Linked DNA regions of Homo sapiens: region 2 is linked to region 1. The links are chromatin loops, found by intact Hi-C in ENCODE. Cell type or tissue: PC-3. All regions are shown on one strand. Links, peaks and the distances in the headings refer to the core of each region. The heading gives the core; the rest is flanking DNA. Region 1 has its middle 570 kb from the start of LINC02261. Region 2 overlaps LOC105374548 (a long non-coding RNA gene).

Region 1 (5,394 bases), core at 300-5,299:
CATGTGAATGTTATATATCTGGGTAGAAAACAGCCCTGGCTATAAAAATAGATTATTCACACAGGAGTTTATGTACTCCAAGTCATTTGTGTGCTACAGACTGTCAAGTGTAGGCTTTTTAAAATACAGATTCCAAAGCAAAACTATAAAAAGAACAGTAGTCAAGTAATCGATTTAGAAAAAAGAAACAAAACATGATCCTTTGTAACTACTCTCTACTAAGATCTATTATTTATGTGTTCCTCTCTGGCATGTATTATTTTCCCTGAAAATATGATTATTTGTTTCCCTGTGTGTGTCTTAGTTTGAAAATCGAGAGTGATTAACTCTACATATTTTTCTAGAGGTATTCACTATGTAAAAATGAACTGGTCTGATAGTAGTTACATTCATTTTAATATAAACAATCACTGTGGTGTTTGTTTCTCTTCTATATATTTTCCCCATTTTCAAAGGATCTTCTGGAATTGTCATTAGAGACTTTGTGTATGACTGCAAGAATTTGGTTTTTAAAAAGACCACACTCATATTGATATACTTAAGTTATAGTAATTCTGTTAACGAAAATTAGTCTGCCTGTCTCTGATACTGCTTTTAAAAAAAAATTATAAAAAGATATTAGCTCAGGTTGAATATTCACTAGTTTTAGATCTTATAATTACTTGATAATATATTTCATGTATTAATATGAAGAGACTTATACAATAGTCCTGGATGCTTCAAATTATCATCTTGGAAAGAGAAAAAAATTAAGCTGCCTGCAGCCTCAGAACAGACTTTTCTTCCTAGTCTGCCCACAGAAGCAATGCTGCAGAGAGATAAAAGTGACACTCAGTGATTTAATTATTGCTCCACTCCTCATTACATATGTGGCTTAATATAGCATACAGATAGCAGAGATGACAGTATAGATAGTCGGTTTGCTCCTCTTGCAACCTACAGTATACTCAGGCTCATAAATACAGCTCTCAATTTATTATGTTGCTACAAAAAAGCCCACATTTCTCTGGAAGGAGAAAGTGATACTCAGATACTATACTGCCAGTTTTACTAACATGTGGCACTCTGAGGGAATGCCCACAAACTTCCACACGTGATATTTTAAGTGTTTGCATAATGAGTCAAAATGTAGCCTTGTTGAGTATGTCCTTAGGAATTATCACAATATTCTAGAATTGTGTATTTGCAAAGGACATGCGATGTTACCAGATCGCGTGTATTTTAGCGTTACTAAATGAAGAGGATTGTGAATATCCCCTCAGTGATTAATGCTAATTGCTAATCACTCTTCTTGCTTTTAACTGAAATTTCTCACATTGCTGCTTAAAACTTATTTCTAGACTTCTGATGTTTGCAAATGATTGGCCAGTCTGTCTGAGATTCCTCTGCTCTATCCATCTTCCTAACAAAGAGTTCTTATCATGACACTACATTTTATCAGGAAAGAATCAGTGTGTGTTTTCAATGCCTGCAAAATGAAGTCCAGATTTTTCGAGGGTCTGCTTTCAAACCACAGCTGACCATTCCTTCTCTCTCTCTCTCTCTCTCACTATTTTTGTACTCTAAAATGTATCAGGTTGCCCCTTTCTCTCCTCTGTGGTCTTCATGCACACGTCTGTGTGTGTTGTGTGATGATCATGCTGTTTCACTGGCCTAGAATTTTTCACTGTCATCCACTTCCATCACTTTCCGTGTGAGCAAATCTAGTCTTTCCTTCAAGATTCTTTTAAAAATGCACCAGCATTAGTTTACTTATTCTATTAATTTAATGAACATTCATAGGCAACCACCATGCGACAGGCGTGGTGGCAGGTATGACAGACACAATGATACATCAGCTGGACTCAGTGCTTGCCCACTGGCTACTTACAGAATAGGAATAGTTCTTCCCCTAACAATTCTACCACTGAATGGGATTTCTTCATTTTTGTATTTCCCTAGCATTGCATTTATATCTTTACAAACCTTTCTAATTTTCTACCAGAGTCCATTTTGCTTTCTATCTCATGTGTGTGTAACACATACATGCACACACACATATGCATACATGGATACTAAATTTATATTTATATTCCTATTTAAATGCCTCTTTCCAGTTATCTGTTATGGTCTAAAAAATACCCCAAGCTTCATGTCTTAAAACAGCCATAATTTTATGTCTCGTAATTTTATGAAGCAGGAATTTAGGCAAGGCATTAGCACCGATGACTCACCTGTCTTCTATGATGTTTCCTGACTCTGCTGAGACGGCTAAAATTCTTAGGAGCTGAAAAGTCCAGGGATCAAGCAAACATTTTTTTCTGTCTCTCTCCACGTAGCTTCTTCATTGTAGCTATTTGGGCTTCCTTATAATATGGTATCCTCAGGTAAGCTAAAGTTCTCACAATGCTACTCAGGGATTCAAAGACGAGGGTTCCAAACAGTCCAAATAGAACCAGAAACTGTCTCATGACCAGACATCAAAAGTCATTTCTTCCACATTCTATTGTTGAGGCCAATCAAGAAGGCTACCCTAGATTCAGAGTGAGGGGAATTAGATTTACCTCTTAATGACAGGACTACCAATGTAGGACTACATATGTACTATGTATCCTTAAGCTACATAGTACATACCTTGTCTTTTCTAATAGACAAAACATCTTTGGGGACAAGGTCTGTCTCATTAATCTTTGTGTCACCTCCAGGTGAATTAATATTAATTGACATTAGTTGCCACAACAAACTTCACGTTCTCTGTGACTTAATATTACAAAAGTTAATTTTTTATTTATAATGCATTTCAGTCCTTATCTTCCACCCTTAAATAGATCCCAGTGTCTATACTAGTTATGAGCGTCTCTGCATGGGTCTCGTCCAAGCACTCACTCACTCAGGATGTGGGCTGCTTCCAACTTGTAGTTAAGCAACCCAAGGCAGTGACCTCTGTGTAACCACAACAGGGGAATAGGGTTGTATGGGATTCTGTGGAGTGTTTTATGGGTGCATAGGTTACATCACTTCTCCTCTCATCATTTTGGCTTAAATGTAGTTACACGGTCTCTAAGTGGAAAAGAGCCTGGGAAATATCAAGGAACACGCAAATATTTGAACTAGCAATTTCTGTCACACAAACTATTTTGTTTTCTTCTTTCTCTTTGGTCACTGGGTCTAGTCTAACATCAAGACTGTCTGGATGGTTCAAAATCCTTTTCATCAGCTTAATCATCATGTGAAAATATGTTCCTCTTCTTAATCCATTGATTCATACACTAAAAGAGGAACATTGGCTGGGCACAGTGGCTCATGCCTGTAATCTCAGCAGTTTGGGAGGCGGAGGCGGGTGGATCACAAAGTCAGGAGATCGAGACCATCATGGCTAACATGGTGAAACCCCGTCTCTACTAAAAATACAAAAATTAGCCAGGCGTGGTGGTGGGAGCCTGTAGTCCCAGCTACTCGGGAGGCTGAGGCAGGAGAATGGTGTGAACTTGGGAGGCGGAGCTTGCAGTGAGCAGAGATTGCACTGCTGCACTCCAGCCTGGGCAACAGGGTGAGACTCCCTCTCAAAAAAAAAAAAAAAAAAAAGAGGAACATTGATATCTCTGTCCTCTCACTTCTCACTTGCAATACAGGAAACTAATATATACTTATCTACTGGTGGGGCAGGACATCCTAACCACGTTAAACCCTACCATTTGCAAAAGGTCAGTCCTGTTCCTGTTCTCTTGGAGGAAGTTTGTTTTCATTTATCTCAGAGGTACTTGACTTTAATTTGTGAGTTATTTTGCTGCTAACCATTGTGGCCAAATCTGGAGGAGAGGGAAAAGTTTATGACAGGTTATGCCTCGTGGTCACACTGTCCTCTTCCTTCCCCAGTATGAATGATCAAGGTAATAGCCTCCATCCATGTTGCTACAAAATACATGATTTTGTTCTTTTTTAGGGCTGAATTTCATTGTGTGTGTGTGTGTGTGTGTATTTCAATATTTTTATGACAGAATTTCATTGTGTACATATATACACACAAATAGAGCCATAAATATATATACACATTGTGTGTGTGTATATCTATATTTCATGGTATGTGTGATGTGTATGTATGTGTGTGTGTGTGTGTGTGTGTGTGTGTGTGTATATATATAATATATATATATATATATATATATATATACATATCATTGCATGTGTATATTAGCTTCATCCAACCATCCATTGATGAATGCTTAGGCTTAGGTTGATTCTATGTCTTTGCTCTTGTGAACAGTGCTATGACAAACATATGAGTGCAGGTATCTTTTCTGACATAAAGATGTATTTTTCTTTGGATAGATACCCAGTAGTGTGATTGCTGGATAGAATGGCAGTTCTAGTTTTAGTTTTTTGAGAAGGCCCAATATTGCTTTTCCAAGAGGTTGTACTAATTTACATTCCCACCAACAGTGTTTAAGTGTTCCTTCTTGTCCACATCCTCGCTAACGTCTGTTATTTTTTGACTTTTTAGTAATAGCCATTCTGACATGTATAAGATCACATCTCATTGTGGTTTTAATTTGCATTTCTCTAGATAGTATTGATGTTTAGCATTTTTTGATATACTTGTTGGCCATGTGTATGTCTTCCCTTTAAAATTGTCTATTCATGTCCTTTACCAAAAATACATTTTAAGTAAAACCGTCTTAACAATGTTATGGACAAACACAAATACAAAAATTATTGGTAAAACTGTACAGTTACAGATGAACTTAAAAACTTCAAAGTGTCACACATTATATCAGAATAATCAGATACATGATGAAGAGGACAGTAACAATGGCCCTACAATTGAGAAGATACTCTCAAAGAGATTAAGTAACTTGAACAAGTTAATAAGTTTTTTTTAATAAAGCAAAATCTAGAGCTAGTTTTCTAAATTCAAAGTCAAAATATATTATCCTGGAAAAATAAAAGGACTAAATGTATGAATAATCTGTCTTTACTGCCCGTACCATTGAGTCACATTTTTTAGGTGTTTTTTTTTTTTTTTTTTTCCAAAGACTTATGGTAAATTTATTGAAGGTCATTAATTCTGGATTTAGAAGAGACTGTTAAATCTTACAGGCTTGGAAATCTTGTCATATATGTTTATGACTAAAGGAATTGAATGAGCTTGTTTTAGAGAAGCTGAGGGTAGACATGCCAGCTGTGGATATTTAATAGACTGTCAGAGCAAAGAGGTATTACACTACTCCTCAAAAAAGCAAAATTTAAACATTGGGTAGCAATTACCTAGAAGAAGAGAAGGCAGCCATATCTCAAAGTAAGGAACTGTTTCACAGTTAGAAGAGTCAGACAGTGGAGTTGTCTTCCCTAAAAGGTGTTCTATAGTAGGAGATTTTTCAAGTTAAAACTGCATGACCCTCTGGCATGACTTCATAA
Region 2 (5,394 bases), core at 219-5,218, 78 kb before region 1:
AACTATTTTACTCACATACAGTTAACTTCTAATTATTCTTTGTTGACTTCTTTAACTTTTGATCCTCATTGTTTTCAGGAACATGTTGATTCTTCTACTGTTACATTGCTAATCCAGCAATGCTGATATTTTTGTCAATTTTAACTGAAACTTTCTTAAATGACTGATGACATTGTTATAGTTCTCAGTTTCCTTCTAATTTTTCTTTGTTATTTATTCTATTGGTGTCTTACTGTTAATGGCATTTTTATACATGTTTTGCTTGTTGGTTGCATTTGTGAGCAGGTTGAGACAATCTAATAGAATTCAAACAAACATCTAAATTGTCCTCGATGAATGTCCTCATTCTTTCATTAATTCAACATTCATTTTAGCCTTCATGTATGCACTTGCTGAGCACTTTGGGGTACTTAAAATTCCTTTCAATCAGATTAACAATAAATCTAAGCTTAAATAACTGTAATACTTGATAGAATGTGCTATGTCATAAAAGAAAGTTTGTGTATATGAGAAATAAAGTGCTATAAAATTAAACAAAAATGGGCTGGGCAGGGTGGCTCAAGCCTGTAATCCCAGCACTTTGGGAGGCCGAGACAGGTGGATCACCAGAGGTCAGGAGTTCGAGACCAGCCTGACCAACATGGTGAAACGTAGTCTCTACTAAAAATACAAAAATTATCCAGGCATGGTGGCAGGCTCGTGTAATCTCAGCTACTCGGGAGGCTGAGGCAGGAGAATCACTTGAACCCATGAGGCAGAGGTTGCAGTTAGCCAAGATTGTACCATTGCACTCCAGCCTGGACAACAAGAGTGAAACTCCATCTCAAACAAACAAATAAATAATAAACAAGCAAACAAATAAATAATTTAATTAAATTAAACAAAAATTGTAAGAGAAAAAAAAGTAAGGAAAAAAGTAAGAGAAGAGCTATAATACCCATCATGTGGAAAAGAGTGGTTATGAAAAGTGGGAAGGGATGATGAATATATTAACTCCCTGAATAATGCAAAGTGGAAGAATATATCACGAATTCCATCAACAACAGCTATTTCTTAATCTTATCTTTCATGTGCCAATCCCCCTTTTTCCAACCCCTATGTGCAATAACAGGTATACTATAAATATTTGTTAATTTATTGGTTATCAATCTGCAGTAAATCACCAATATATTCTACTGTATTCTCCATCCCCCAGAAAATACCAACTTTTGGAACATCGTAGTTTTATTAAAAAGAGGATTCCCTTCTGTATGACTTAAACAAGGCTATATTCCCAATTCTCCAACTCCAGGCAGATTCTTTACCCTCCAATTTCATTTCTAGTATTTAAGATAGAAACACAAGTCTACCTTCCTGAATTAATTCTGAGGCATCATTGGCATGATGTGTAAAGCTCTGTCATTTCCATAAAATAATTACTGAAAATTATTTGATATATTAGTTTTTTAAAAAATTTGGTTTTATTGCAGCTTTGTAACTTTATATGATTTCTCTGATTTGGGGAAAGTTTTTTTAAAAATTAAAGTTGTATGTTTGACTCCCATGCCTGTTATATGTGATTTTAAATTTTCCCTAAAAAAGCCTTCCCCCAAATAAATTCCTATTCTTTTCTATGTTTCATCTTATGACTTCCTCAAGACTCGTAATTATGCATTTTTTGGTTTCCCTGCTGTTAGGTATCCTCTAGGATGACATATTTTCCTCTTGCTATCATTTTATATCTCTACTTCTTTATATACTAAAGCCTCTCAAGTGCCAAAATGAAGGTTGATTCTCTTCCTTGATTAAGCTATTCTTCAATTTCTTCTTTACTACTCATTCCTTGGTCCACTTCAGTCCAATTCTGGCCGCACTATTCCACTGAGAGTACTCTTAAATAATCATTCATATATATTCAATGGTCCAATCTTCTTGCTTTTGTTCTTCTTGACCATTCAGTAGTTTTAATATTATAGACTATATTATTCCTTGAAACCATAACCTTTCTTGCCTTTTATGACACTATATTTAACAGAATGTGTCTTTATTCTTAACTTCCTTTTTTATCCTCTGCTTATCCCTTACTCCTTAATGGAAGGAGAATTAGTCAGAGTTCTATAGAGATATAGAAGCAGTAGATCTATCTATCTATCTATCTATCTATCTATCTATCTATCTATCTATCTATCTAGAGAGGACAGAGAGTGAGCAATTTATTATGAAGAATTGGCTGAGAATTCTGAAAATCTACAGTCAGCAACTAGAGAGTGAAGAGGGTTGATGGTATAAGTTTCAGCCTGAAAGTTGGCTGGCTTGAGACACAAAAAGAGCTGATGTTTCAGTTCAAGTCTGAAGAAGGGAAAAGACTGATGTCCCACCTCAAGAAATTAAACAGGAGGAGTTCCTGCTTACTTGTGGGAAGGCCAATCTTTTTGTTCTGTTCAAGCCTTCTACTGATTGGGTGAACCCCATTCATATTAGGCAGGATAATCTGTTTATCTAGTCCACCAAATCTAATGTTAACCTTGTCAAAAAATACCTTTACAGACACACCCAGAATAAGGCTTGACTGAAAAGATGTTGTTGCAAATGTGATGAATGTGCACTATTGGTGGAAATGTAAAATGGTGCAGCCACTATAGGAAATAATATGGTGTTTCTTCAAAAAATTGAAAATAGAATTATCATGTATTTCAGCAATTCCAACCCTGGGCATATCCTCAAAAGTGAAACCAGGGATTCAAACACACGTGTGTACACTCAAGTTTATAGCAGCATTATTTACAATAGCCAAAAGCTGGAAGCAAGCCAAGTGTCCATGGGCAGAGGAATAGATAAACACAATGTAGTCTGTACATACAATGAGACATTATTCAGCCTTAAAAATAAATGAAATTATGACACATGCTACAATGCAGATGAGCCTTGAATTGAAGACATTATACAAAGTGAAATGAGTCAGACACAAAAGACAAATACTGTATGATTCACTTATATTTGTTACCTAGCATATTCAAATCCATAGCAACAGAAAGTAGAATGGTGGTTGCTGGGGCCAGAAGAAGGAGAAAACTGAGAGTTACTACTTAATGGTGATATGGTTTGGCTCTGTGTCCCCACCCAAATCTCATCTTATAGCTTCCATAATTTCCATGTGTTGTGGGAGAGACCTGGTGGGAGATAACTGAATCATGGGATGGGTCTTTCCCATGCTGTTCTTGTGATACTGAATAAGTCTCATGAAATCTGATGGTTTTAAAAAACGGGAATTTCCCTGCACAAGCTCTTTTGTTTGCCACCATGTGAGACATGCCTTTCTCCTTCCACCATGATTGTGAGGCCTCTCCAGCCATGTGGAACTGTAAGTCCAATAAACTTATTTGTTTTGTAAATTGCTCAGTCTCAGATATGTCTTCATCAGCAGCATGAAAACAGACTAATACAAGTTGGTAGAGAGTTACAGTTTGGAAAGATAAAAAAAAAGTCCTGGACAAACATGATGGTAATGATTGCACAAAAAAAGATAAAATGATTGCACAAAAAAAGATAAAAAAAAGTCCTGGACAAACATGATGGTAATGATTTCACAAAAACTTGAATGTACTTAATGATATTCAACTATCCACTTAAAAATGATTAAATTGGTAAAGGTTACGTTATGTATATCTTACCACAGTTTAAAAAAATAGGCTATATGTAATACATCTGATGTCTCTGAATTAAGGCCCTCATGATTTAGCTGCTGTCTGAAGGTACCTTTTGCATGACCTAGGCTTCTCTCACTCTCCTCTACACACCATTATTTCCCTGGGGCCTGTATGTGCATAACCATGTACATTTCCTTATGTCTGCTTTCTCATTCTGCTGTATTTGCAATGTCTTTGCTCATGTAGAAATCTTGTTCTACATTGAAGAGTCTATATCCTCAGTGAAGCATTTCCATATATCCCCATTTAGAATCAATTACTTTTTTTTTTTTTTCTTTTTAGATAGAGTCTCACTCTGTTGCCAGGCTAGAGTGCAGAGGCACGATCTCGGCTCACTGCAACCTCCGCCGCCCGGGTTCAAGCAATTTTCCTGCCGCAGCCTCCCAAATAGCTGGGACTACAGGCGCCTGCCACCACACCCAGCTAATTTTTGTATTTTTAGTAGAGATGGGGTTTCACCGTGTTGACCAGGATGGTCTCGATCTCTTGACCTCATGATCCATCTGCCTTGGCCTCCCAAAGTGCTGGGATTACAGGTGTGAGCCACCGTGCCAGGCCCAATTAATGACTCCTTTATTTTTACCCTGTACCTTGCTTACTTATACCTTGATTATAATGTATTTATTTATACACTTGCTGTTGATGATTGTTGGCATTTGGTGGCCTCTATTAGATTATAAGCTCCTGGAATGCAAGGTGTCTGGCTTCTCCTTCTTTTCCTTTGCCTAGTTATCCCATAAATATTTGACCTGAAATTGGGACATCTCACCAATAACCCTCAAGATGAGTTCCTGCTTCCTCTTGTGTTATAAGAAGCAGATAAAACTCAACAATAATGAGAGGTCATTTTCTTTGTTTGAACATAGTTTTTAAGGTTTTGCATTCTCATTTATGTGAAAGATTTTTATTGTCCTCTACTTTTTCCTTTCGGTAGCTCCTAGACTCTATTATTATTTATATTAGTACAACTTAAAGGACTAGGGGTTGATCTTGTTTTATCAATTTGAAAAAAATATGGAGAATATATTATTTCAATTTTTATATTTGTGAGAATTCATAAAGATAACTTTTTCCTCAAGTGATTAGCTTAATACGTGGCAGTTATAGAACAGGCTAGCAATTACAGCAATCAAATGTTTAAAGTGTACACCACCACTTAACTGGTCTCATTGTTACATAAGTTGGAAATCCTGTATAACTAATGATGGATAACAGAGACACAGGCTTTTTTCATATTGCTCTGCTCACTCTTAGTTAACCTCTTCGAGTTGACTCTACTCTGCAGGAGTAAGCCACACTACCTTTCATGATGTTGGCTCCTGAATCTCACACCTGTCAGCATTGTCTTTCTAGATTATACAGAATGACTGGGTTACTGTTTAATAAATAATGCCTTGAAGAAGTTGAACTAACTAGAGGAAAATTACTGTATACATTGAGGTGTTCCTCTACTCCTTTCTCAATCCACAGTTCTGGGAAACTTTAATTCAACCTTGGATAGCTTTATATTGGAGAATGAAAAAAATCAAAGCACTCAAGGGTGGTCAGCTCTATTATTAGTGCCCTCCTCACTAATAGATATGAGTGCAGAATCTTCTTTCTCTAGACTTCATTGCTATAATAACCACTTATGCTGTAGAATCCACTTTGCCACTTTTTTTTTTCTTATTAGCTCTTTTGCTGTTGTCTTTTCCTCTGGAAGACATCC

The links. A loop is a pair of places that touch in the nucleus more often than their neighbours do. Peaks named below come from ENCODE experiments on the same cell type or tissue, not always from the same donor. Only the 100,000 strongest peaks of a DNase experiment are listed, where the experiment ranks them.
Region 2: a loop joins it to region 1, with 6 times the contacts of the local background. A loop is called at or near these places in 1 of 110 quality-filtered maps.

Annotation. Positions count from the first base shown.
Region 1 is chr4:27,788,882-27,794,275 of GRCh38, forward strand. No RefSeq gene overlaps it. Among named protein-coding and RNA genes, the nearest start is that of LINC02261, 570 kb to the left of the region's middle. In PC-3, for the core only: no CTCF peak of the experiment used is centred there; DNase peaks (open chromatin) are centred at 1,080, 2,230 and 2,920; H3K4me3 peaks cover 1,556 bases; H3K27ac peaks cover 1,927 bases.
Region 2 is chr4:27,711,441-27,716,834 of GRCh38, forward strand. The region is part of intron 3 of LOC105374548 (a long non-coding RNA gene); the gene reads left to right. Among named protein-coding and RNA genes, the nearest start is that of LINC02261, 500 kb to the left of the region's middle. In PC-3, for the core only: no CTCF peak of the experiment used is centred there; a DNase peak (open chromatin) is centred at 2,801; H3K27ac peaks cover 1,346 bases.